Regions from separate parts of the Mus musculus genome. Here region 2 is linked to region 1. The links are chromatin contacts, found by POLR2A ChIA-PET in ENCODE. All regions are on one chromosome and are shown on one strand. Each heading gives the region's core, a stretch centred on a gene start or an enhancer-like site at or near the end of the contact. The rest is flanking DNA. Distances are from core to core; before and after follow the strand shown.

Region 1 (5,371 bases), core at 1,620-4,119:
ACTCAGACGGTAAGCATTCACAAGTGCTCAAAGTAAGAGGCCTTGAATTTGACATGAAGTGGTAGCAGTGCCCAGCGTAAAATGCCATGGTTACTACCACACCTCTACTTGCAAGATACTGCACGTGGACGGACATCCAAGCCAGGAAAGATGCTCGGTAAAGGATTCCAGCTACAAGGCATGGCACACATGCACTTACAGGGAGCCAATAACTTGGCACAGGCAAGGGAACTGGAAGGGATAAGCATCAAGGTAGACTGCTCAATAACAACTGGTGTTTCCCAGACACCCAACAAACCTTAGCACTGGGGCCTGGACCGGCCAGATGTTCCTCCGTGGACCCCAGGCCACCAGCATCCTCGTTTCTGTGTGGAGGCAGAAGCCTGGTGCAGAAGGACATGATGCATTTCTGGAGCAAGGTTTAAATAGACTTTATTGTTACAAAGGGGGACCCCACCAAGCAGAGCCAATACATGTGGTCCCAGTTGTCACCATGGAGACATCGAGAGGTCATGATTGCAGAAGAGGTGACTGGAATTGAATAACATGATCCCGGGGAAGGCCAGCCAGGAATGCAGGCAACATGATCAAGGTGGGCTGGCAAAAGTGGTCTAGTCAAAGGATGAGGGAAGACTGCTCCCTTCACTCCCGCTTCTTGTAGCTCTCCAGGTGTGACAGGACCCAGCCCGCAGGCAGAAGACAACACACGAAGCAGGAAGTGAGCCCAATGGTGATATCCTACACAGAGTACAAGAAAGAAGGATCCCTCAGGGCAAGAATTCTGTAGGCACTCCCAGTTCAGGTAGTCCTTAGGCATGGGAAGTCCCTCAGTGGCAAAGACCAAGGCAGAAAATCCAGCAGACCCACACTAAAGAAAGCAACTTGGGCCTGAGGTTCAATCCCCAGCACAGGAGAGGGGGAGATACAGACACAGAGAGACTCTAAGGATGGAGGGGACACTGGGTCAAGTCCATTTCCAGCCTTGAAATAAAGGTCTTTGGTTTTTAAAAAGATGTATTTATCTGTGGGGGGAAAGGGTGCAGGCAGGAGTCTTACTATGCACCCCACCCAGACCTGGGCTTAAACTTGAGATTCTCCTGTTCCTGATGCCCTGGTCCTGGAAATACACTCAAGTGCCACTATGCTCACTGGTGTGTATGTGTGCTGTTTTCCATGTGGGTGAAGGCCAGAGCTTGATGTCTGGCATCTCATCTAACAGCTCTCCATCTTTTCTTTCTTTCTTTCTTTCTTTCTTTTTTTTTTGGAGACAGGTTTTTTTTTACTAAACCTGAAGTTCACTGTTTTGGCTAGACAAGCTGAACAGTGGAATCCAGGGAGCTCCCTGCCCCTCTCCCCCTACCAGCACTAGGGCTAAAGACTAGCCGGTTACTGGGTAGTCAATGTCAAATCTTCATGCTGGTGAAGCGAATACTTCTTAAATAAACCATTCTCACGTGTCCTTGCTTTCTATACAGTTTCTTCTCTTTTTTTGTTTTTGTTGTTTGTTGTCTACACAGAGACAGGGTTTCTCTGTGTAGCCCTGGCTGTCCTGGAACTCACTCAGTAGACCAGGCTGGCCTTGAACTCAGAGATCCACAGCTTCTATAGCATAAGTGCTGGATTATAGGCGTGTGCCACACTGCCCTGCTGGGGTTTTGTATCTTTTAAAGATGTGTTTTATCTATATTTGTATGATGCATGTGTGTGAGCACAGGTATGTGTTTGCATGCTTACCCAAGGTCAGGACGGGATGTCAGATGCGTTGGAGCTGGAGTTACAAGCTTGTTATATGGGTGCTGGAACCTGAACCAGTCTTCATGAGGCTATGCACCAAACGCCATCTTTCCAGCCCCCAGACTCTTGTTTTTGAGACAGAGTCTCAGTATGTTGCCCAAGCTGGCCTGAATTCCCGAGCTCTGTTTTCATGCCTCAACCTCCCACTAAATGGGCGTAAGAGAGGGCATGGCTTGGTTGTCACTGTTTCTTCAGTGGCAGTGCTTTGGTTCTACCCCTAATTCAATGCCCAGATATCTGGATTCATGACCCATTGTCACTTAAAACAGAAGAGCTCCAAAAAAGGGAGGGATGGGGGGGCCTAGGCTGCGGTGTAGTATTAAGAAAGTGCTTGCCTAACACAAAGTCCCGGGCTTGATCCCCAGCACCACATAAACCACAAGTGATGGCACAGGCCTGTTATCCCAGCACTAAAGAGATTATCGCTTCAAAGTCAAATGTGGTCAGCCTGGGCTACAAGAGACCCTGCCTCATGTTTTTAAACTAATGTTTTAAAAGTAAAAATTGTCCTAGTATCTAAATGCTCCTACATCTCTGGGAATGTAGACCTGGTGAACTCTGCAGCCCTCCTTAATAATAAAATGTAGCAGTAACAACCATGACGTCGCTGCCAGTTACCAGGCATGCCCTCCCCTGCGGTGGGGGGGGGGGGGGAATGGAAGGAGAGACGGGTTTAGAGAGGCCGAACAGAGTAAACAAACTAGCGGGCTGACCTGACATCCAGGAACTTGGGAAAAATACCTAGGGCTTAGGAGCAGCCGAGCGACTGTCTCATCCATGCCTTGAGGACAGGCCTAAGCCAATGTCGCAGGCTACCACAGTTCGCCCACCTCCCCGCTCCCGGTCCGTCCCGCTCACCAGGACCCCGAGCTGCTCCCGCGCCGGCTTCGAGTGGACCTGAGCCCGCGGCACCATGAGCCGCCGGGCCGAGCCGGTCAGGCTCCTCAGCAGCAGTGGCGTCAGGACAGACATGACGGCGCGGAACGACCACGGACGAGGACCAGTCCAAGGTCAGGGAGTCAAGATGGCCGAACCAGCCGGAAGTTCCGGCGCTGAAGTTGCCGGACGCCCGAGCCGGAAGTATTTCGGAAATGACGTCGGGACAAGCCCCCTCGCCCGCCTGGGCTGTTTTTGGCGCGCTCCTCGAAACAACCAACCGACATCATCCTACACAGATGGGAGGAGAAATGAGACACCTTTGCTCCCACCTCCACTTTCTTCGAGAGTGACACGCATAGCCACCCAATCACACAAGCTACAAGTCTATTGACTCCTTGGCTCCTCCCTCCATTCATTTAACTAGGATCCTCTCTCTGCCAGCACTGTACTAGTGACTCCAGCTCGCCACCAGTAAGCCTCTAGTTTTAAAAACATAGTTTTACTTTATGAGTGTTTTGTCAGCATGTTCATCTGTGTATGCAGAACGCAGAGAGGCCAAAAGAGGGTGTTGGATCCTCTGGAACTGGAGTTCAGGCAATAGTGAGTAATCTTGTGGATGCTGGGAACTGAACTGAACTGGACCTCTGCAAGAGCAGCGAGTGCTTCTAAGCGCTGAGCTCTCTCTCCAGCCCCGAGACTCCTGTCATTTACTGTTATCCTCTCAGAAACCCGTTTCCACATAACTGGTAACTGTTCTCAACTTCTGCTTTCCTCCTTTTGTGTGTGTTAGGACAGTTTTGTTTTGTTTTGTTTTGTTCTCTGTTTTTCGAGACAGGGTTTCTCTCTGTAGCCCTGGCTGTCCTGGAACTCACTCTGTAGACTAGGCTGTCCTTGAACTCAGAAATCCGCCTGCCTCTGCCTCCCGAGTGCTGGGATTAAAGGCATGCGCCACCACGCCCGGCCAGTTTTGGTTTTTTAAGGTCTCCAGTAGCCCAGGCTGTCCTAAAACCGTGTAGATGAGAATGACCTTGAACTTTTCTGCTTCTATTCCTATGTTCCATGCCTTGTTGCCTCTCTTCTTTCTCTTCTTTATCCCCTGTCTCCCTTCTGCCTTTATTCTTTCTGTTCCTTTCTCCTCTCTCCTTCCTTCTTGTTTTACTAGACAAATACCTGATCAAGTGGTTCCCCATTGCTTTCTTTAAAAAAATATTTATGTATGTGATTACACTGTGTCTATACAGATGGTTGTGAGTCTTCATGTCACTGTTGGGATCTGAATTTTTAAGACCTCTGCTTGCTCCGGTCAGCTCTGCTCGCTCCTGTAAACTCAGTCCCTGCTTGCTCTGGCACAAAGATTTATTTATTATTAATACATAAGTACACTGTAGCTGACTTCAGATGCACCAGAAGAGGGCCTCCAATGGGATTTGAACTCAGGACCTTCGGAAGAGCAGTAAGTGCTCTTATCCACTGAGCCATCTTGCCAGCCCTCCCCATTGCTTTCTAGACAAGGCCCGGATCTTGGATATTGCCCTTCTGTCTGACTTCTCAATATCGCTTGTTTTTTGTCCTTGCTCCTAGGTCTCTTCTCCACCCTTCCAGATTTTGGACTTTTTACTCTTTACATTCTACCTAGAACACCTTTTCTTTCTTTTTTAAAAAGATTTATTGGGGCTGGTGAGATGGCTCAGTGGGTAAGAGCACCCAACTGCTCTTCCGAAGGTCCGGAGTTCAAATCCCAGCAACCACGTGGTGGCTCACAACCATCTGTAACGAGATCTGACTCCCTCTTCTGGAGTGTCTGAGTTTGAGGCCAGCCTGGTAAATCTTCTTTTTTTAAAGTTTTTTTTTTTTTTTTTTTTTTAAGATTTATTTATTTATTATATGTAAGTACATTGTAGCTGTCTTCAGACACTCCAGAAGAGGGAGTCAGATCTCCTTACGGGTGGTTGTGAGCCACCATGTGGTTGCTGGGATTTGAACTCTGGACCTTCGGAAGAGCAGTCGGGTGCTCTTACCCACTGAGCCATCTCACCAGCCCAGTTTTTTTTTTTTTTTTTTTTTTTTTTAAGATTTATATATTTATTATATAAGTACACTGTAGCTGTCTTCAGACACTCCAGAAGAGGGAGTCAGATCTTGTTACAGATGGTTGTGAGCCACCATGTGGTTGCTGGGATTTGAACTTCAGACCTTTGGAAGAGCAGTTGGGTGCTCTTACCCACTGAGCCATCTCACCAGCCCCTCAAATAGCAAGTTCTAAACCAGCCAGGGCTACATAGTAAGATGCTGCCTCAAATAATACTGATAGTAATCTTAAGTATACTTATCATTTTACCATTGATTGAAGACAAGTAGCTGGGAATAAAGTGATTGCCTCGCATGCACAAAAAGGGTCCTATTCTCCAGCACTATATAAACCTGACTTGGTAGCCCACAACTGTAATTCTAGCATTTAAGAGGTGGAGTCCAGAGACTATATGTCATCCTTAACTATGTATCAAGTTTCTAATGAAGTAGGGATTTTGTATGGGTATCCCTCACACTTTTTTGAAAATTTTGAGACAAAAATCTGGGGTTTTTTTTTGTTTTTTAAAAGATTTATTTATTATATGTAAGTACACTGTAGCTGTCTTCAGACACTCCAGAAGGCGGCATCAGATCTCATTATGGGTGGTTGTGAGCCACCATGTGGTTG
Region 2 (5,371 bases), core at 1,061-3,560, 82 kb before region 1:
AATAGGTGTAGGTCTTACCTCCTTGGGAAACTGCAGTGTATACCCCTCTGAGGCCTAGCTTTAACTCCTCCAGGAACATATTTAGGAGGTGAGAATCCCCCCCCCCCACACACACACACACACACTCACACACACACACACACACACCATCTGATGTGCCAGACCGCCCAGGCTGGCAGCCCGCACAGCTGTGCGGCTCCAACGCCTGTCTCTGGCCCTTGCCTCTCATACCTGTACCTGGGCCAGAACGGGCAGCCCCAACTCAGCAGGCGTCTGGCACTAATTGTGAATTAATACGTTAATTAATAAGTGCCACAAACGACCTCGGTGAATCCTTCCAAAACCCTCCAGTTTCATCCTGCCCATCTTAAGGATGCCAAAGATAAGACTTTATTTTATCCAGAAGAGAAGCCAGGCAGGTTGAGTGGGAGCTCAAAGGCAGATCTGGGACCTCAAGTCCACCCTGGGCTGCCTTAGAGAATAGGATGGGCCTAAGAGCAGGAGGCCACAGTTGGAAGTGTGGGTCACAGCCTCCGGATCACACACCCACACACCCAGTTCACACAGCACACAGCAGGATCCTAAGAGGTGTTTCTGAATCAATGGATGATTGAACGTGGGAATGTGGGGGAAACCGAGACAGAAGCAGGCAATTGGGGGGCGGGGCCTGTGCCGGATGCCCAATGGCCCTCAGAAACCTGGATCTGCTTCTGATCCTTGTGGTTGAGTCTTGGCCTTTCCTGGGCCACAGAACTGACTTGTCTATCTTGGAAAAGCTCACTGTGGGAACACAACCCTTTCCCTAGAAAATGACACCATCACCAGATACGCAAGCATGCAAGGAAGTGTCAGGGTTCACGGGTCCCCAGGTCCCCAGGTTAGGGAACCTCTGGGTCATACATGAGAAGCCACAGCCCAAGCCAAGGTGCGCACTCCCCAATTCTGAGAGTATTCCTAGCTAATCTTTGCAGATCTAGGCTGAGGCTGACAGAGAATCCAGGGCACCAGGTGCAGGGTGCCTCATTATCTCTGCCCCAGAGCACTGGAGACCAATGACCTACACTGGGCTTCATTTGCATACAGGGGTCATAGGCATTTGGTTCATTATTATGCTTCATAACCGAGAGACAGCATATGTATTCTTTGCTATTTAGCAAATGTTATGTAATTATTAAAAAAAAAAAAAAAAAAAAACAGATCAGCTGGACCTAATTTTAGCTGCTGGGATTCCTGCCTTCGGGCATCCATGGCCTCTCCTGGCCCCGCTCAGGGCCGCCTGACTCCAAGCCTGTGCACTGAGACTGGAACAGAGTTGGTCCCAGCCCCGCTTTCGGCCCAGCTGCAGCTCGCCTCGCCCCTCCCCTGGAGCTGGGGGTGGGGCAGGGAGGGGCGACTTGAGTTCTGAGTCCATTCTATTTGGGCTCACATCAGCTTGTCTGCCGGGAGGATTTAGTGAGCGGCTGCGGTCAATAGTGCGTTTGTTTTGCTATCGACCTGCCCAGCAGCTCCCAGGCTGCCTGTCCCCCCTGCACAGCTGAGGCCTCTCCAGGCTGTGGGAGCCAGACCTGGAATCACCATAAGACCAACCTAGAGAGGCTTCCAACCTCTTGGCACGGCCAGTCCCTGCCCACAGCCTGGCCCGGGTGACTCAGTTCACAGCCCCTTCCTTCGTGGTCCGATTCTTGTGTTCCGTAGTCCAAGAGAGGATGAGGCATTGCAATCGCTGGCTTCACCAGACTCTGGGACCTCCTGCTTGACAGAGAACCCCCATAACTACCAGGCTCGGTGACTCTGGGACCTGCTTTGTGGAAAGCATAGCCTGAAGAGATGAAACACCTCATAGAAAGCAGTGGGTTTCTGGGGTGGAGCACTGAGGCCCCCTACCCTTCCTCCAGCAGTCCTCCAGGTCTGGTACCGGCTCAGTTAAGAGCAGTGGCCATGTAGGGAGCTTGGCTTCTTGGCTTCTGCTCAGACAGCCCCTGGGTTAGAGGATAATTGACAGACACCAAGTCTCTGACTTACACTTATTCATTCAACAAACATTACTGCTCTGGGCCAGGGCCCAGAGGTGAGGGCCACAGGCTGAAATCTGGGAGCCAAGCACCACACACAATTTTGCAGAGGGTAGAAAGGGATGTGGGTTCTCAGAGAGGTCTAGGGGCATGCTGTAGCTGGGAGGGGCTGCTGCCAGGGACTGGGAGTGGGTTGGGGAGGGGCATGGGAGCTTTGGTGGAGGCCTTTCTACAAACAGTTCTGAGGGATGAGTGGAATTTTGACAGGGGAGGAAGGCACAGCAGGAGGAGGGCCCAGCGGGGGCAGAGGCCTGGCGCACAGCCGGGTGCACAGGGAAACAAGAGAAGCACGCGGCCCCTCCGTGAACCTGAACCGTGGAAGTCTCTGGAGCGTGGAGCAGAGCCAGCCCCTCCTTGTCTACTTAGCCAATCTCTAGAGGGCTCAGTCCCACACACCCCCTTCCCCCAACTATCTCAACGGGGGTCCTCATCCCCTCTTCTTCCTCCCTTCTCCCTCCAAAATGAGAAAGAGGGGAAAAAAACTGTTATTGTTCACGCCTCATCTCCCCCCAAAGTTATTAAATTTCATTCCACGAACAAATAAATCCATTTTTATTGCAGCAGGAGGAGCGGGCAGTGGTTTGACTGTTTTACCTTTTTTATTTTTCAAAGTCCTGTTAAATCTGCTGGGATCAGCTGGGATGCCTCCTGTGCCCAGCACACTCCTCCCTCCGGCTTCTCCTCCTCCTCTTGGCCCAGCAGGCAAGGCGGGGCCCCACCTGACCTGCTCTGGGGTTCTCACAGGGCCTCCCAGTCCCCAGCCTGCCTGCCAGGCGGGAGGAAGCGCTCTGCCAGCCTCCTGTTTGTTTGGCATTTTATAGTTTTCCTAACACTTCCCGCGCACGCCTCCCGTAGAGCCCCTGATGGGGAGGCACTGCCTGCTCCATTTTATAAAGAGAGAAAATAAGCCAGAAAGCCAGTGGCTCTGAACCCTCCTGGTAGTTTTGAGAGCCCCAGGTACACCCCCGACCCAGGCTCTGACCTTCTCCCCAAGCCTGGCCTGCTTGCCTTATTTGGATCTGAAGACAGCATGGCTTTGTTTGGCATCTCAGACACACGACTCAGTTCAACAGGGTGTCACACTGGGACAGGAATGGGAATTCCTGCCACCTAAAAGCTATGTGAGTCCCAGACCCAATCTCTGCATCCGTGGCAGAGGCACAATAACAGCACCCCCATCAAGTCACCACGGGGAAGAGAGGATGTAGGGACACAGCCCTGTGTTACCTTCCCCTCTCACCATGCCACTCCTGCCCAGGGCTCACCTGCCCGCTGCTCTGCAAGCCTGTAGATTGTCGAGGATGGGCTGGGCCATGGGGTGTGGGGAGCCTTCGAAACTGGATCTGCACTGGACTCCCAAGCTAAATTCCCGTCAAGGTTATTTCCTTGTCAATCATTTGCTAAAGACTTAATGACTGTCAATAGATGCCTGTTGCATCAGCCGAGCCAGCAGCTAGAGGTTCCCCGTGACACATTAGAGACTCTACTGCCTAAGCCAGACCCAGGTGTCACCATGCACTGCTGAGTGTGTACCTGTCCTCCCTGTGTCTGATGTCAGGCCACTGCAAGGGTGACCTGGCTCCCACTTCAGAGGACCTCCACTTCCCCAGCTGGGACTCCCTGACCCTACCCAATCTTCGGGTCAGCAGGGCCTCGGGAATAGGCATCAAGACCCTCATCCTGGCTCCAGCCCGTAGGAGTGGCCTGGCTGTCCCTCTACAGTCTATCTTGAACCACCTGCTTATTCAGGTAGTCTGGAGAAGAGCCTTCGGGAGCCCATCTCCTGTCCCAGGAGCCCCCACCCCCTACCGGGTGCTGACAGCTGACAGCTCTGTGCATGGCTAGGCTCAGCAGCACCTCCCCCTCCAGGAATGGCGATGTCTCAGGTGTCACATGGGATTAGGCCTCCAGGTGAAAATGTCCATCACCTGCCACATCCACCCCAATCCCTTCCCGACATTTTCCTGCTCCCGCCCTCCTATCCAAGGCCAGGGTAGGTAGGAGCTGTCACCACACCCCACCTATAATTCTAGGCTCCTGTCCCCAACCCACCCTGTGCAGACTCCCGCTTTTCTTTCCTCTCCCCGATTAGCAAAGGACACCATCGGACCAGACAGGATCAGGTAATCTTCCCCAGGGCTGTCTGTTGGCACCCGGGGCTTCTCTAACTTGGGGAAGGGGCAGGGAAACACAGATGCCCATCACTTCAGAGAGCCTCCAAGGCTGCCCTGGCTAAGGTAGGAATGTTGCTGGAGGCACAGGCTTATGATTGGCGCGATTGGAGCAGCAGGTCTGAGTTTACTCTCTAGGCAGTCTGCTTGAAGAGACAGGAGGGCTGAGGCCAGAGAAACGCAGAAACAAAGAACCCTGAGTGCATCGAGCCCAGTGAGGGCTGCTGGGCCTCCTTGGTCTCAGTCTGCTTGTCAATAAGATGGGAGCGCTGAGTCTGGCAGCTTTATGGGGATTAATGATTTTTTCTGCGGGAAATAGTCATCCCAGGACCCCATGCTTACAGCAGGCTGTTTTGTGCCAGCTTTCATTGTGCCCACTCCCCTTCATGGTTTGCACCCCCAATAAGGAAAGTTGCTGCAGCTCCTCCTAGTTTATACCTTCCAAGCCTGCCTGAGGATGGTATGTCGAAGGGTGGGAGAGGCCGATGCTAGGTTTGGCTGGGCAGCCAGCCACATTCTCTAGTTTCCAGCTACCTGTACTAAAGGGGCCTCTGGCACAGTCTGGTGGGGACATGGCACCTGAACAGAAGGCAGAAGAATCGCCCACATCCCCCAGAGTAGAGCCTGCCAACTCAAACGCATCTCTACGCCATTAATTTACATTTTGATTCGACTTTCTTAATTTTACTTCAACTTCGTACGACTCCGGTTTGAGAATCATTTTAATGTATTTATCTGTGAGGCAATTTGTTAAATAACCCCCAAGACTCGGCGGTTTTCCGTCCTGAGCTTTTATTGCAAGGCTGTTTTAAATTAAATTAGTCGTCAGGGTCCCTGAGAGCATTGTAACGGGATGAGTTCACCGCCAGCCCACTCGTAAAAGTTGTGCAAACCTCTGGCTAAAAGCACACACATAGGAAAGCAGGAAGCGGTTGCTCGGCTGCTCAATGGCCCTGGGGGCCCTCGGGAGGGATGTGGCAGTGGCACGGCCACCCACCCTTGTCTGTGAGACAGACTGCTTTGGGGGGCACTCCCAGGTCACAGCCAGACATCTCAACAACTATGAGATATGTGCAGGCTGAGACAGTACCTTTTCGTGCTGGTTCAAGCCTCAGGCCGCCTGCTCCG

Evidence for each region. ChIA-PET counts read pairs that join two places held with the same protein, here RNA polymerase II (POLR2A).
Region 2: POLR2A ChIA-PET joins it to region 1 with 10 read pairs in Patski. The contact joins the enhancer-like site here to the promoter of Cox8a in region 1. POLR2A ChIA-PET finds 5 or more read pairs at or near these places in 2 of 5 experiments (Patski and embryonic stem cell).

What each region holds. Positions count from the first base shown.
Region 1 is chr19:7,214,747-7,220,117 of GRCm38, forward strand. It overlaps Cox8a (cytochrome c oxidase subunit 8A), which reads right to left and starts at 2,870. Exons shown (of 2, transcript NM_007750.2): 1 at 2,653-2,870; 2 at 412-738. The coding sequence starts at 2,766. The coding sequence ends at 643.
Region 2 is chr19:7,133,402-7,138,772 of GRCm38, forward strand. The region is part of intron 3 of Macrod1 (mono-ADP ribosylhydrolase 1); the gene reads left to right. It overlaps Gm38621 (a long non-coding RNA gene), which reads left to right. Exons shown (of 2, transcript XR_877703.3): 2 at 2,280-2,638. It also overlaps a transcript of Flrt1 not described here. Among named protein-coding and RNA genes, the nearest start is that of Gm38621, 13 kb to the left of the region's middle. Within about 2 kb of position 2,311, at least 2 of the 3 ENCODE cell types and tissues checked have a DNase peak (open chromatin) inside an H3K27ac peak, as active enhancers do.